Regions from separate parts of the Homo sapiens genome. Here region 1 is linked to region 2. Evidence: chromatin contacts called from ENCODE Hi-C or POLR2A ChIA-PET data. All regions are on one chromosome and are shown on one strand. The core of a region is the stretch at or near the end of the contact, and the rest is flanking DNA. Distances in the headings are between cores, read along the strand shown. Region 1 overlaps COA7 (cytochrome c oxidase assembly factor 7). Region 2 overlaps ZFYVE9 (zinc finger FYVE-type containing 9).

What was found. Hi-C counts contacts between places; a loop is a spot of excess contacts on that map. ChIA-PET counts read pairs that join two places held with the same protein, here RNA polymerase II (POLR2A). Pooled maps may share reads with other maps.
Region 1: a loop to region 2 is called in a pooled map, with 2.2 times the contacts of the local background. The contact joins two enhancer-like sites. A Hi-C loop is called at or near these places in 2 of 50 pooled maps. POLR2A ChIA-PET finds 5 or more read pairs at or near these places in 4 of 52 experiments (GM12878, OCI-LY7, activated T-cell and 1 more).

The regions. Positions count from the first base shown.
Region 1 is chr1:52,684,014-52,690,750 of GRCh38, reverse strand. It overlaps COA7 (cytochrome c oxidase assembly factor 7), which reads left to right. Exons shown (of 3, transcript NM_023077.3): 3 at 2,583-6,302. The coding sequence ends at 3,031. Among named protein-coding and RNA genes, the nearest start is that of COA7, 11 kb to the left of the region's middle. RefSeq lists a silencer at 2,588-2,788. Within about 2 kb of position 4,375, at least 2 of the 41 ENCODE cell types and tissues checked have a DNase peak (open chromatin) inside an H3K27ac peak, as active enhancers do.
Region 2 is chr1:52,344,781-52,350,905 of GRCh38, reverse strand. ZFYVE9 (zinc finger FYVE-type containing 9) reads right to left here. Exons shown (of 19, transcript NM_004799.4): 18 at 5,962-6,125; 19 at 4,272-4,846. The coding sequence ends at 4,685. CC2D1B (coiled-coil and C2 domain containing 1B) reads left to right here. Exons shown (of 25, transcript NM_001330585.2): 25 at 1-309. Among named protein-coding and RNA genes, the nearest start is that of CC2D1B, 18 kb to the left of the region's middle. RefSeq lists an enhancer at 1-704. Within about 2 kb of position 2,070, at least 3 of the 41 ENCODE cell types and tissues checked have a DNase peak (open chromatin) inside an H3K27ac peak, as active enhancers do.

The DNA of each region.
Region 1 (6,737 bases), core at 3,126-5,625, 340 kb before region 2:
GCCGAGATTGCTTCACTGCACTCCAGCCTCGGCCACAGAGCAAGACTCTGTCTCTAAATAAATAAATAAATAAATAAATAAATGTAAATAAATGAAAATAAAAATGATTCTAACCTTTTAATATTTTTTCTAAACTCTTGATAGCCCTAGTGGCTCATTTAGGAAATGTCACTATGGGCTAGAAATATTAATTTGTAGGTCAGCAGTTTCCTTAGTTTCACTTCAGTTTGGTTTTCTTCTGATAAATTCAAGTAAAATCAAAGTTAAATTTTTTACTTACAAGTAGCATTTGTGATCCAATTTTTCCAAACACTTCTATCTAGTATCCATTCAACCAGCCAGCATTTAATCTGAACACATGCTACAAAGATGACTGGAATGGTGTTCACTTAATGATAATGATGGTTATTTCTAGGTGGATTTGGAATGGTTACTTAAAAGAATAATGTTAAAATGTTTATATTTTTTGAGATTGAGTAATGGTACATGGAGATTTGAAGTTTTGCACACACACAAACAACTAAAAAAAGTGAGCCCTGCCACCACTTCTACTTAAAATTATTTGTTAGTGATTTCCCATTGTTTTTAAGATTAAATTCAGGGGTCTTAATGTGACCCTGCATGATCTGGTCCCTGCTTGCTTGCCTGCCTTGCACTATACTTTTCCTCCATGCTCTTTTTACACTTAAAATCATCTTTTTTTTTTTTTTCTTTTTTTTTTTTTGAGACAGAGTTATGCTCTGTCATCTAGGCTGGAGTGCAATGGCGCGATCTCTGCTCACTGCAAGCTCCACTTCTGGGGTTCATGCCATTCTTCTGCCTCAGCTTCCTGAGTGGCTGGCATTACAGGCCCCTGCCACCATGCCCAGCTCATTTTTTTTGTATTTTTAGTAGAGATGGGGTTTCACCATGTTGGCCAGGCTGGTCTCGAACTCCTGACCTCGTGATCCACCCGCCTCAGCCTCCCAAAGTGCTGGGATTACAGGCGTAAGCCACCGCGCCCAGCCTGATTTTTGTATTTTTGTAGAAATGGGGTTTTACCATGTTGGCCAGGCTGGTCTTGAGCCTCCTGATCTCAGGTGATCCGCCCACCTCGGCCTCCCAAAGTGCTGGGATTACAGGCGTGAGTCACCACGCCTGGCCTCCTGTGTATTTTAAATCAATTACTTAGAACAGGGGTATTCAATCTTTTTGCTTTCCTGGACCACATTGGAAGAAGAGTTGTCTTGGGCCATATATAAAATACAGTAATGATAGCTGATGAGCTTAAAAAAAAAATCACAAAAAAAATCTCATAGGCCAGGTGAAGTGGCTCACGCCTGTAATCCCAGCATTTTGGGAGGCTGAGGCGGGCGGATCATGAGGTCAGGAGTTCAAGACTAGCCTGACCAACGTGGTGAAACCCCGTCTCTACTGAAAACACAAAAATTAGCCTGGCGTGGTGGCATGCACCTGTAATCCCAGCATTTTGGGAGGCTGAGGCAGGAGAATCGCTTGAACCCTGGAGGCAGAGGTAGCAGTGAGCCAAGATCACGCCACTGCACTCCAGCCTGGGCGACACAGCAAGACTCCATCTCAAAAAAAAAAAAATAATAATAATAATAATTTCATAATGTTTTAAGAAAGTTTATGAATTTGTGTTAAGCCGCTTTCAAAGCCATCCCAGGCCCATGGGTTGGACAATCTTGACTTAGACTATCTAATACAATGTAAATACTGAGTAAATAATTGTTCTATTTTATATATTTTGTATTTTTTAATTGTATTGTTATTTTTTCCCTAATATTTTTGATGTGTGGTTGGTTGAACCCATGGATATGGAGGGCCCACTGTATGTTTAAATTAATAAACAATTAAGTGCTTGTCATATGCCATGTTCTCACTGTAACCCCATGAGGTAGATATTATTATCATTCCCAATTTTCACCTCCTTTACCTGTTTGAGTTTCCTCATAAGGTATCATCTGAATAAAAGATTCTACGGCTGAGAAAGCTAGGAGGTCTGTGCACTATGCCAGGCTACCTTTCATGCTGCCTGAGCTCATAGTATGGACATTTTTTTTTCTTTTTGAGGTAAAGTCTTGCTCTGTCACCCAGGTTGATCTCGAATTCCTGGCCTCAAGCAATCATCCTGCACAAAGTGCTAGGATTACAGGTGTGAGCCACTGTGCTCAGCCTTAAACTTTATTCAGGAATTGTTGTTGGCCAGGTGTGGTGGCTCACGCCTGTAATTCCAGCACTTTGGGAGGCCAAGGTGGGAGGATCGCTTGAGTCCCAGAGTTTAAGACTAGCCTTGGCAACATAGTGAGATCCTTTCTCTACAAAAAAATTTAAAAATTAGCCAGGCATAGTGGTTGGTGTGTGCCTGTAGTCCCAGCTACTTGGGGAGGCTGAGATGGGAAGATTGCTTTAGCCGGAGGTTGAGGCTGCAGTGAGCCGTGATCATGCCAGTGCACTCCAGCCTGGTTAACAAAGCAAGACCCTTTCTCCAAAAAAAAAAAAAAAATTCACTGACTTTGGCCTGAGACATTTAGGTTGTGCCCTGGCTTGGGTTTATTTTTTCCTACTTTCCTTCCTCTCAGGTGGTCTGACCCAGGACCTGAAAGCTGCCGCCAGGTGCTTTTTGATGGCGTGTGAGAAGCCTGGAAAGAAGTCAATAGCAGCATGTCACAACGTTGGCCTCCTGGCACATGATGGACAGGTTAATGAGGATGGCCAGCCTGACTTGGGAAAGGCCAGGGACTACTACACAAGGGCCTGTGATGGTGGCTATACTTCCAGTTGCTTCAACCTCAGTGCCATGTTCCTGCAGGGTGCCCCAGGCTTTCCCAAGGACATGGACCTGGCATGTAAATACTCCATGAAAGCCTGTGACCTGGGTCATATCTGGGCCTGTGCCAATGCCAGTCGCATGTACAAGCTGGGGGATGGTGTTGATAAGGATGAGGCCAAGGCCGAGGTGCTAAAAAATCGAGCCCAGCAGCTACACAAAGAACAGCAGAAAGGTGTCCAACCCTTAACATTTGGGTAATGTGGTCCACCCTCCCTCCCAGGCAACAAACTGCTTGAGGCTGGCAGCTCCTGTTTCTGAAGACTGATGCAGCCCTTGAAGGTCAACCTGCTGGAGCAAAAAAACTTGGGACTTGAATTTGTAGCTCCATTTACATGGATCCATTGCCCCAGCTACTGGAGTATAGCCTACAATGTTTATTTCAGTCAATATTCCTTTATCTGGGTGTTCTGTACAATGTTTATTACAGTCAATATTCCTTCATCTGGATGTTCTGTGAAGATAGCCATGTTTATGGGGGTCTTAGTTTTCAAACTCTGGCAACTCTGTGAAAAATAGGAGCAAACTAGAGAGCCCTGGAGATTGGTAGTAGGGAAGGGAGGATAGCAGGAAGTTTGAAAAATTAGCAGCCCCGGGGCCTAAAGGAATCAGCTGTCATCATTTTCATCATTATTATTTTGGTTAGGATGGCTTGAAAATCAGAACGTATCTTGGTTTACGTAATTGAGGTCTTAAAGAACTAAGAACAGTTAAATAGTCACAACTACCACCCTCTGACTTACATAATCATTGGTGTGGGCTTCGTTTTGCCTTTAGAGTCACATCTTTCAGTAAATTCACAGAGATCAAGAGGGACGTGCAACATACAGCTTAAAGGCTGTTATGCTTCAGGGTTGCTGAAGAAGATGAAACATCAGCCTGCCATCGTCTAGAAGAGACATTGGCAGTTAAAAATTAGCACCTCCAGTGTAGTCGCCTGGCACTGCCCATCATGCTGAGGGAGCAGATTCTTCCCAAGGCAGCTTCAGCTAGGAGTTTGTAAGCAAGGACTTTGTGACACATTTGTCCCCTGGAACTGAGCCTTTTTAACTGTCCCTGTGAATGAACAATTTTGAGTGACCTACGGTTTGTGTTAATTAGTGTTCTTTCCAGATTCCAGGTACCGTAGAGAGTATGTTCTTTGTGGTGGTTGTGCCTTTTAAGAACATTTGTGGCCGGGCACGGTGGCTCACGCCTGTAACCCCAGCACTTTGGGTGGCCAAGGCGGGTGGATCACGAGATCAGGAGATCATGACCATCCTGGCTAACACGGGGAAACCCCATCTCTACTAAAAAATACAAAAAATTAGCCGGGCGTGGTGGCAGGCGCCTGTAGTCCCAGCTACTGGGGAGGCTGAGGCAGGAGAATTGCTTGAACCCGGGAGGCGGAGCTTGCAGTGAGCTGAGATTGCGCCACTGCCCTCCAGCCTGGGCGATAGAGTGAGACTCCGTCTCAAAAAAAAAAAAAAATTTGCTTTTTCTGTTGTCTCCCCAGCTTGTCACCAGGGGGCGAGCTTGCCATTTCCCTGCTGGTAACAATACCATTCTGTCACCATCTACTGTTTTAGGCTTCCGTTTTGCAGCCGTCCTGAAAGGAAGGCTTGCTGTGTAAATGAAGGCTTGTGAGCACAGCAGCCAGCCTCTCAAGTTGATAGAGGACAGGGACTTCCCCAAGTGCACAGAGGAGATTTCAAAAGACATCAAATTCACTTTTTAAAAATGTAAAGTAGCTTTTGGTGTGCTTAAACTAGGTCAGGCCAGGCGTGGTGGCTCATGCCTGTAATCCTAGCATTTTGGGAGGCCAAGGCAGGTGGATCACTTGAGGTCAGGAGTTCGAGATCAGCCTGGCCAACATGACGAAACCCCTTTCTCTACTAAAAATATAAAAATTAGCTGGGCGTGGTGATGCATACCTGTAATCCCAGCTACTTCGGAGGCTGAGGCAGGAGAATCACTTGAACCTGGGAGGCAGAGGTTGCAGTAAACTGAGACTGTGCCACTGCACTCCAGCCTGGGCAACACAGCAAGACTCTGTCTCAAAAACAAAAACAAAACTAGGCCAGGTGCAGTGGCTCACGCTTGCAATCCCAGCACTTTGGGAGGCCGAGGCAGGCGGATCACGAGGTCAGGATTTCGAGAACAGCCTGGCCAACATAGTGAAACCTCGTATCTACTAAAAATACAAAAATTATCTGGGTGTGGTGGTGGGCACCTGTTGTCCCAGCTATTCAGGAGGCTGAGGCAGGAGAATCGCTTGAACCCAGGAGGTGGAGGTTGCAGTGAGCCAAGACCATGCCATTGCACTCCAGCCAGGTAACAGAGTGAGACTCTGTCTCAAAAAAACACACACACACACACACACAAAACTGTAGGTCAAAAAACATGAAAATATGTTCAACATCACTAATTAGGGAAATGTAAATCAAAAACCACAATGAACTCTTAAAATTCAACAGTAAGAAAACAACCTGATTAAAAACAGGCCAAAACCCTTAACATATCTCAGCAAAGAAGATAGACAGGTGGCAAATAAGCATATGAAAAGATGTTCCATATAACATGTCATCAGGAAAATGCAAGTTAGAACAACAGACCACTATACAACTATTAGAATGGCCAAAATCCAAAGCACCGACAGCATGAAATGCTGGGAAAGTTGGAGCAACCAGAACTCTTATTCCTTGCTGGTGGGAACGCAAGATGGCACAGCCACTTTGGAAGACAGTTAAGCAGTTTCTTACAAAAACTAGGTAAGCTCTTACCATGTGATCCAGCAATCTTGCTCTTTAGTATTTACCTGAAGGAACTGAAAACATGTCCACACAAAAACCAGCACATGGATGTTTATAGCAGCTTTATCTATAATTGCCAAAACTCAACCCAAAATGTCTTTCAGTAGGTAAATGGGTAAATAAATTGTGGTGCATGTAGTCATTATTCAGTGCTTAAATCAAGCTATGACAAATTATGAGTTATCAAGCTATAAGAAGTCACAGAGGAACTTAAATGAATGCTACTAAATGAAGCCAGTCTGAAAAGGCTTCATATTAAATGATGCCAACTATATGACACTGGGATGTATTCTGGAAAAGGCAAAACTATGGAGACAGTAAAAAGCAGTGGGTGGGGGAGGGGAGGGAGGAATAATTGGAGCACAGAAGATTTTTAGGGCAGCGAAACTACTCTGTATGATACTATAATTATAAATACCTGTCATTGTACATATGTCCAACCCCCTAAAATGTACAACACCAAGAGTGAACCCTAATGTAAACTGTGGACTTTGAGTGATAATGATGTGTCAGTGTAGGTTCATCAATTACTGCAAATGTACCTCTTTGGTGGGAGATGTTGAAAATGGTGGAGACTATGCATGTGTGGGGACAACAACTATATGGGAAATCTCTGTACCCTCTCAATTTTGCTGTAAACCTAAAATTGCTCTAAAATATAAAGTCTATTAAAACCACAATGATATTGCCTCATATCCCATTAGGATGGCTACTATTAAACACCAAAACAAAGTAAGTGTTGTCAAGGATACAGAGAAATTAGAACCCTGTGAACTGGTGCAGCTCCCCCAAAATGAAAAACAGAATTGCCGTTTGATCCAGCCATTCCACTTCTGGGTACATATCTGTGTTAGGCCATTCTTGCATTGCTATAAAGAAATACCTGAGACTGGGTAATTTATAAAGAAAAGTTTAATTGGCTCAGGAAGCATGGTGCTGTGCATCCTATTGGCTTCTGGTGAGGCCTCAGAAGCTTACAGTCATGGTGGAAGGCACAGGGGGAGTCAGTGTATCACATGGTGAGAAGGCAAGAGCAGGAGCAAGAGAGTGAGCAAGGGGAGATACCACACACAAATCTCCTGAGGACAGCACCAAGGGGAGGGTCCTAAACCATT
Region 2 (6,125 bases), core at 821-3,320:
GGCATGGTGGCCGGCGCCTGTAATCCCAGCTACTAGGGAGGCTGAGACACACGAATCCCTTGAGCCCAGGAAGCAGAGGTTGCAGTGAGCCTCGATTGTACCACTGCACTCCAGCCTGGGCGACAGAGCAAGACTCTGTCTCAAAACAAACACAAATACAGTATCCAAACATTGGAGATTAGTGACTCACCTGCAGTTGGGAGCCAGCTACAACCCAAATCATTTTAAAATTTTCAATTCTTTGATCTCATGCAATGCACACTTTCTTCTGAATTAGCAAACTGAATAAACTACAGAAATTTTTTAGAATCAAGAAGTCTTGCTTACAATTAAAGGGCAAACTCCTGTGACTCTAACATTTTTCCTTTCTCACAGCACCATTCTGAAATTTGCATTGTTGCTTCTGGATTTTGAAGCCTTGTTTTCCAAGTATTTGTGGGCAGCTCCTAAAAGACTTTGTCCCTTAAGTAAGGGCAGCTGCTTTCAGGATGAAACCATGCGACTGAGACTGGCAGATCCTGGGAGCTTGCACCTGGGTCAGCTCCACAGATGGATTCGTTTCTTCTCTGCCTCAGCTGCCCAGGCTCTAAAATGGCATCATTTCTCCCTACTTCTTAGCCCTTCTGACTACATACAATCCCTGAATTCCCATTGCCATGATTATTATTTTTGCATTATAAAAATAGAAACCGGCCAGGCACGGTGGCTCATGCCTGTAATCCCAGCACTTTGGGAGGCCAAGGTGGGCAGATCACCTGAGGTCAGGAGTTCGAGACCAACTTGACCAATGTGAAACCCCATCTCTTTTAAAAATACAAAATTAGCTGGGCGTGGTGGTGCATGACTGTAATCCCAGATACTGCGCAGGCTGAGGCAGGAGAATCACTTGAACCCGGGAGGCGGTGGTTGCAGTGAGCCGAGATAGTGCCATTGCACTCCAGTCTGGGCAACAAGAGCAAAACTCCGACCTCAAAAAAAAAAAAAATAGAAACATCATTACAAACTTGCTAATTCCAGAAACAATGTTCAGCAGGTTGATTGTTGTTTGAAATGTGTTAAATGCATAAATTATTTCCCAGGTGACCAGTTATCTAGAGGTAAACTTAACTGAAAATCTTGGGCCCACCAGTGCTCAGGAACCACTGTGGCTGGGGGAAGACAAGACGTGGGAATTTACAGAGGCATAATTTCAAATCTGTAGCCCTAGAGTCCAGTAGTTCCTCAGAAGATGTTGATAAAAATACATTGCCTAGCATTTGATAAGCATTTAATAATTTTAAAAAATTTAATAAATTACCAGAATGGCAATTCTATTCCTCTTAAGTATAGAAGGATCGCTGTATCTCAATCTTTAAGTTTACAATCCAGAAGATTTGCCTATTTCGAAATGTGGTTCAGCCCCTTGCTTTATATAATTCTTACAATATACATTGTATAAAAGCAAGGATAAACAAGGAAAACAATTAACTATCATTGGCTATTTTATGCCCAATTCCACAAATGATTTTACTAAACACAGAGGACATTTGATGCAGCTGAGAAAGGATCTGAGGGCCAGAGTTTGTCCTTAGTGGGAGAATTTAAAAGCTTGCACTGAACCAGAATAAATAAGTACAATGGCAAGCAGGAAGATAAACCACAGGAAAACAGGACCAGTCCCTGTAGAAGTTCCAGACTTTTGAGGTATGTTCAGACAAAGCTGGCTATTAGACCAAAAATAAGCTGCCCCTGTTAACAAGTGCTTCCTGTTCTTGTCAGGTTTGGAGGTAGTGGTTACCAGGGCTCGGTCCTGACAAGCTGCTGCTCTGTGGGCCAAGCTTCCCCTTAGAAGCTCTGAGTACCTCTGAGCCTGTGGGAAAGGTCACAGTAAGAGTTCTGTGCAACCACCGTCGGTAAAACCTTTGGAGAGGCAGATGTCGACTATAAGCTCCCACCTCAGAGAGCAGGATGAACCTACCCAGATGTTTCCCAGGCCAGGCCTTTAGGCCTCTGGAAAACAGCTGCTGCCGCAAACACAGCTCCACAGCCTGCTGTTGCCTCGTGCTAAACCCAGCACTAGCCACTGGGGAGCAGCCTGTCGCTGTCCCACAGGCCTGCGCTAGCTTCCAGGGAATTCTTGGAGCTGTACTAATACTGCAGAAAAACTAGTTTAGCCTTGGCTTTCAGAAGATGCCAGTGACAATGGAGTACATTGCCCTAAAGCAGTATTTTCAAAATGTGCATTGTGGAATCCATTTGGTCTAAGATCAAAATAAATTTTTAATGAAACAGAAAAAGGTCAGAGTGCATCACACATATCATGGATAAACCAGATTTTGGTTTCTAATACCACTCCCATTAAAAGAAGCCAGGGCTCCTTGCAGAAATAGCTGATTCCAGGGCTAGGGCAGGATAAGCACAAGATAAGCCTGAAGCATCTTGTTAGGATAGAAATAAAAAAGAAGTACTCAAAAAAAAAAAAAAAAAAAATAGCATATCACCAGGATGTAGGAGCCAGCTTGAAGGGTCTCTTGTCTAGCTAAAGCTGAGACCATTTGTGCACCAAAATAATGAATTGGAACCACTGAAAAAGGCCAGGCTTGGTGGCTCATGCCTGTAATCCCAGCACTTTGGGAGGCCAAGGTGGGGGGTTTGCTTGAGCCCAGAAGTTTGAGGCTGCAGTGAGCTAAGATTGTGCCACTGCACTCCAGCATGGGTGACAGAGTGAGACACTGTTTCAAAACAAAACAAAGCAAAACAACAGTCCATGAGTGTATAATGAAAATTAAATGAATAAATTGGGAAGGAAGGGCTTCTGCTTATAGTAGATTACCAAGTGCAACCTGTAAAGCTGGAGAATGCGCTAGAATTGGAAAATCATTTTGCAAACATAGTAAAAGATCAGTGCAGGTAAGAAACATCAATGCATGCTAATTTAACGGGACACTTTCATAGGCAAGAGATTTGCATGGTCTGAAAGTCTACATATACTGGTTATAAGTTCCAGGTAGGGGGATATACAGAGAAGTTGGACACCTTGACCAAGTGATCAAAATTTACCACTATCAATGAGGGGGCAGATGGATATCAAGTCATTATGGGCAAAAACACATAAACTGATTCTAAATATGAGGAAATATCAAACTGAGTTGTTTTCTGTTAAAAAAAAAAAAACAGGGTGGGGTTGGGGGTGGCTACATTCACCAAAAATATCAATGAGGCTGAGTGCGGTGGCTCACACCTGTAATCCTAGCAGTTTGGGAGGCAGAGGATGGCGGATCACTTGAGATCAGGAGTTGGGAGGCAGAGGATGGCGGATCACTTGAGCTCAGGCCTGGCCAACATGGTGAAACCCTGTCTCTACTAAAAATACAAAAAAATTATCTGGGGGTGGTGGCGGGCGTCTGTAATCCCAGCTACTCCGGAGGCTGAAGCAGGAGAATCGCTTCAACCTGGGAGGCGGAGATTGCAGTGAGCCGAGATTGCACCACTGCACTCCAGCCTGGGTGACAGAGCGAGACTCCGTCTCAAAAAAAATACATATCAATGACATAAAAGATCAAGATGAGTCATGACAGCCATAGCCATGTCTGATTCTATACTGGAAGGTTTACTGGAGGGAAAAAATGCTACAAAGAACATCACTGGGCAGATGCCAGGTTAAAGTATCAAATCCATGTTTGACTGAAGTAGAGAACTGTCCTACAGTTGTGTAAGAGAATATCCTTATTTTTAGGAAATAAGCATTTAGGAGGAAAGGCCTATGATGTACGCAATTTACTCTCAAATGCCTCAATTTTTTATGGAGAAGGAGAAAGGGAGAGAGAAACCCTGACAAATCAAATGGGACAAAATGTTAATAAGTGAACAAGAGGGGAATCTGGGTAAAGTGTGCGTGGGGTTTTTTGTACTTTCAACTTCCTAGAAGTTTAAATTATTTCTCAATAAAATGTATTTTTAAATTCCTCCAGTATTTATAACTAAAAATGTCCTGGGTGTATTCCATCAGCATTCACAGAAATACCCAGTTGAATACCTGCCATCCACACGGGCAGATCTCCAGCAATCCTGAACTCACCTCTGCTCTCCACATGACATTTACACTGAGTTGCCCTTCCGAAACTGGAAGAGTAGATTAAGCCCTTGAGTCTTCGATTCACTTCAATGAATAATCTGGTAAAAACAAAAATCTAAGTGTGACTTCTACTTGATAAACAGCTGTGATGTAACTGGGACAAGATCAGTGTGGAATTATCCTTTTTATACCAATTCTGTACAAAGAGTGCAAGAACTGATGCTTTATATTTTATTTCCCCTCTGCCCTCCCATCCCACCCTTGGTGATGGTTGTACCCATTTGAGCATTTCTGAGCACATGACCATAAGTAAATCTTGAGAGAGGAGCGGAATTCTTGTCTAAACAGTAACAGAAGGGGATTAGCTGCAAGGATAGCATAACTGTTGTGCAGGAACAGAAGCTGCCCAGATCTTCTTGGTGGACAATGCATAGAAGACTTAGAATTATGGAACATCGGTCCCCCCAACCACCCTTTCCCACCCGTCTCCCAAACCCCCACTCCCACCCTATTCCCCACCCCATTAATAGTGTTAACAAAAGCTTAATCTTCCAGTTTTAAAGTGCAAATGATTTGGGTATGACTGCTGTTGCAACAAGTCTGAACAGAAAAAAATGAAGTCTTCTCTGTTTATACGATGTTTTCCAGAATATAAAAGATGAGTTCCATGACAACGGGGCCCTCACTAAGCTGGCAGGCCCCTCCATGGATCACCGGCACCAAGGCGCTGTCCAGATCATTCATGTACTGCGAGGGAAGGGGCTGGCCATTGCTCCCTGCTTGATAGCCAACCTATACCACAGAGAGAAAAGGAGGAGAGGTTACTGAACAGAGAAGGCCTCTCCAGGGCTGAGGGCAAGGAGGCTGAGCAGGAAAGGAGATGTCCTTTTTGGCCATAGGCTAAACATATGGCAGTGAATACAAATTTATCCTCTTTTCTGGGTGATCACTTATCCTGTTGTTTACTCCTCCTGACCACTTGACAACCATGAGGCACTGGGTAAGCCACTTAACCTGTTATGGTCTTAGTTTTCTGGGGAAGGGTAGAGGTGTGTAAAAAGGTATGGAGTATCAGAAATAATACCTTAATCTTTGGTTGTGAAAATTAAAATGAGAAATACACAATGTACAGCTCCCTAACCTAGTAGGAACTGAATATTTGTTCTTGCATCCATCTGTTCATCCATGCACCATTCTGAGCAACTACAAATGCAGGGATCCAAAGATGAATGTAACAGGGCCCTGCCCTCAAGAGGCTCACATATTTAGCAGAAAAATGCTTGTTCTTTGTTTTATGTGAGATAGGACCAGAATACTTCATTAGTATAGCATTGGGCAAGCCGTTAAGCAGAAAATAAATATTTGTTGATTGATGACTAGTCAGGAACTGGGGCCAGACACAGAACCTTTCATCATTCCCTGATAATGGCACAACCCTGTGATCAGGAACCAGTTTCTCCTCATAAGCACTCAGGCCAGAAGCAGCTTGCTGGGCAGAATTAACACTCACTCAGTGGGGAAGGGGGATCAAGCTGAGCCTACACCCAAGTTCCAAGTGACTCGGAGCTAAAGGGTTGAGGGAACAGAGAGGTCTGGCAATTTGTAAACATCAAGGCAGGACCTGGCAGGTCCTACCACATGCTCCCCTCTTTACCCCACACTAAGAAGGAAACCAGCTCCTTGGAAGGCATGCAGGTGAAGAAGCCACAGTTCAAATGGTTCTGAGAGAATCTGACCAAGCATCACATGTGGGTATAGTACTATTAAAGAGAGGGCCAAAAACACTATATCCAGTCAGGCCAGAAGGTCGGAGAATTAAGCTCTCTGGGGTGATGCAGAAAAACTCACGTCAGAAATACAGACGTTGCCCAAGGCCAGCTTTAAAAGCTGCGGAAGACACATCATACCTGATCTGAGTCAAGTGTCACACGTAGTCCCAGTTTGGTCATTCCATCTTCCTTCAGAAGTTTCAGGTGAGGACAGAGAGCAAGGCAAAAAGCTTTGGCAACATGCTCAGTCAATCTACTGTGATCTGCAGGATCACTGAGGCAATTGTGCTGGTCATCGTTTT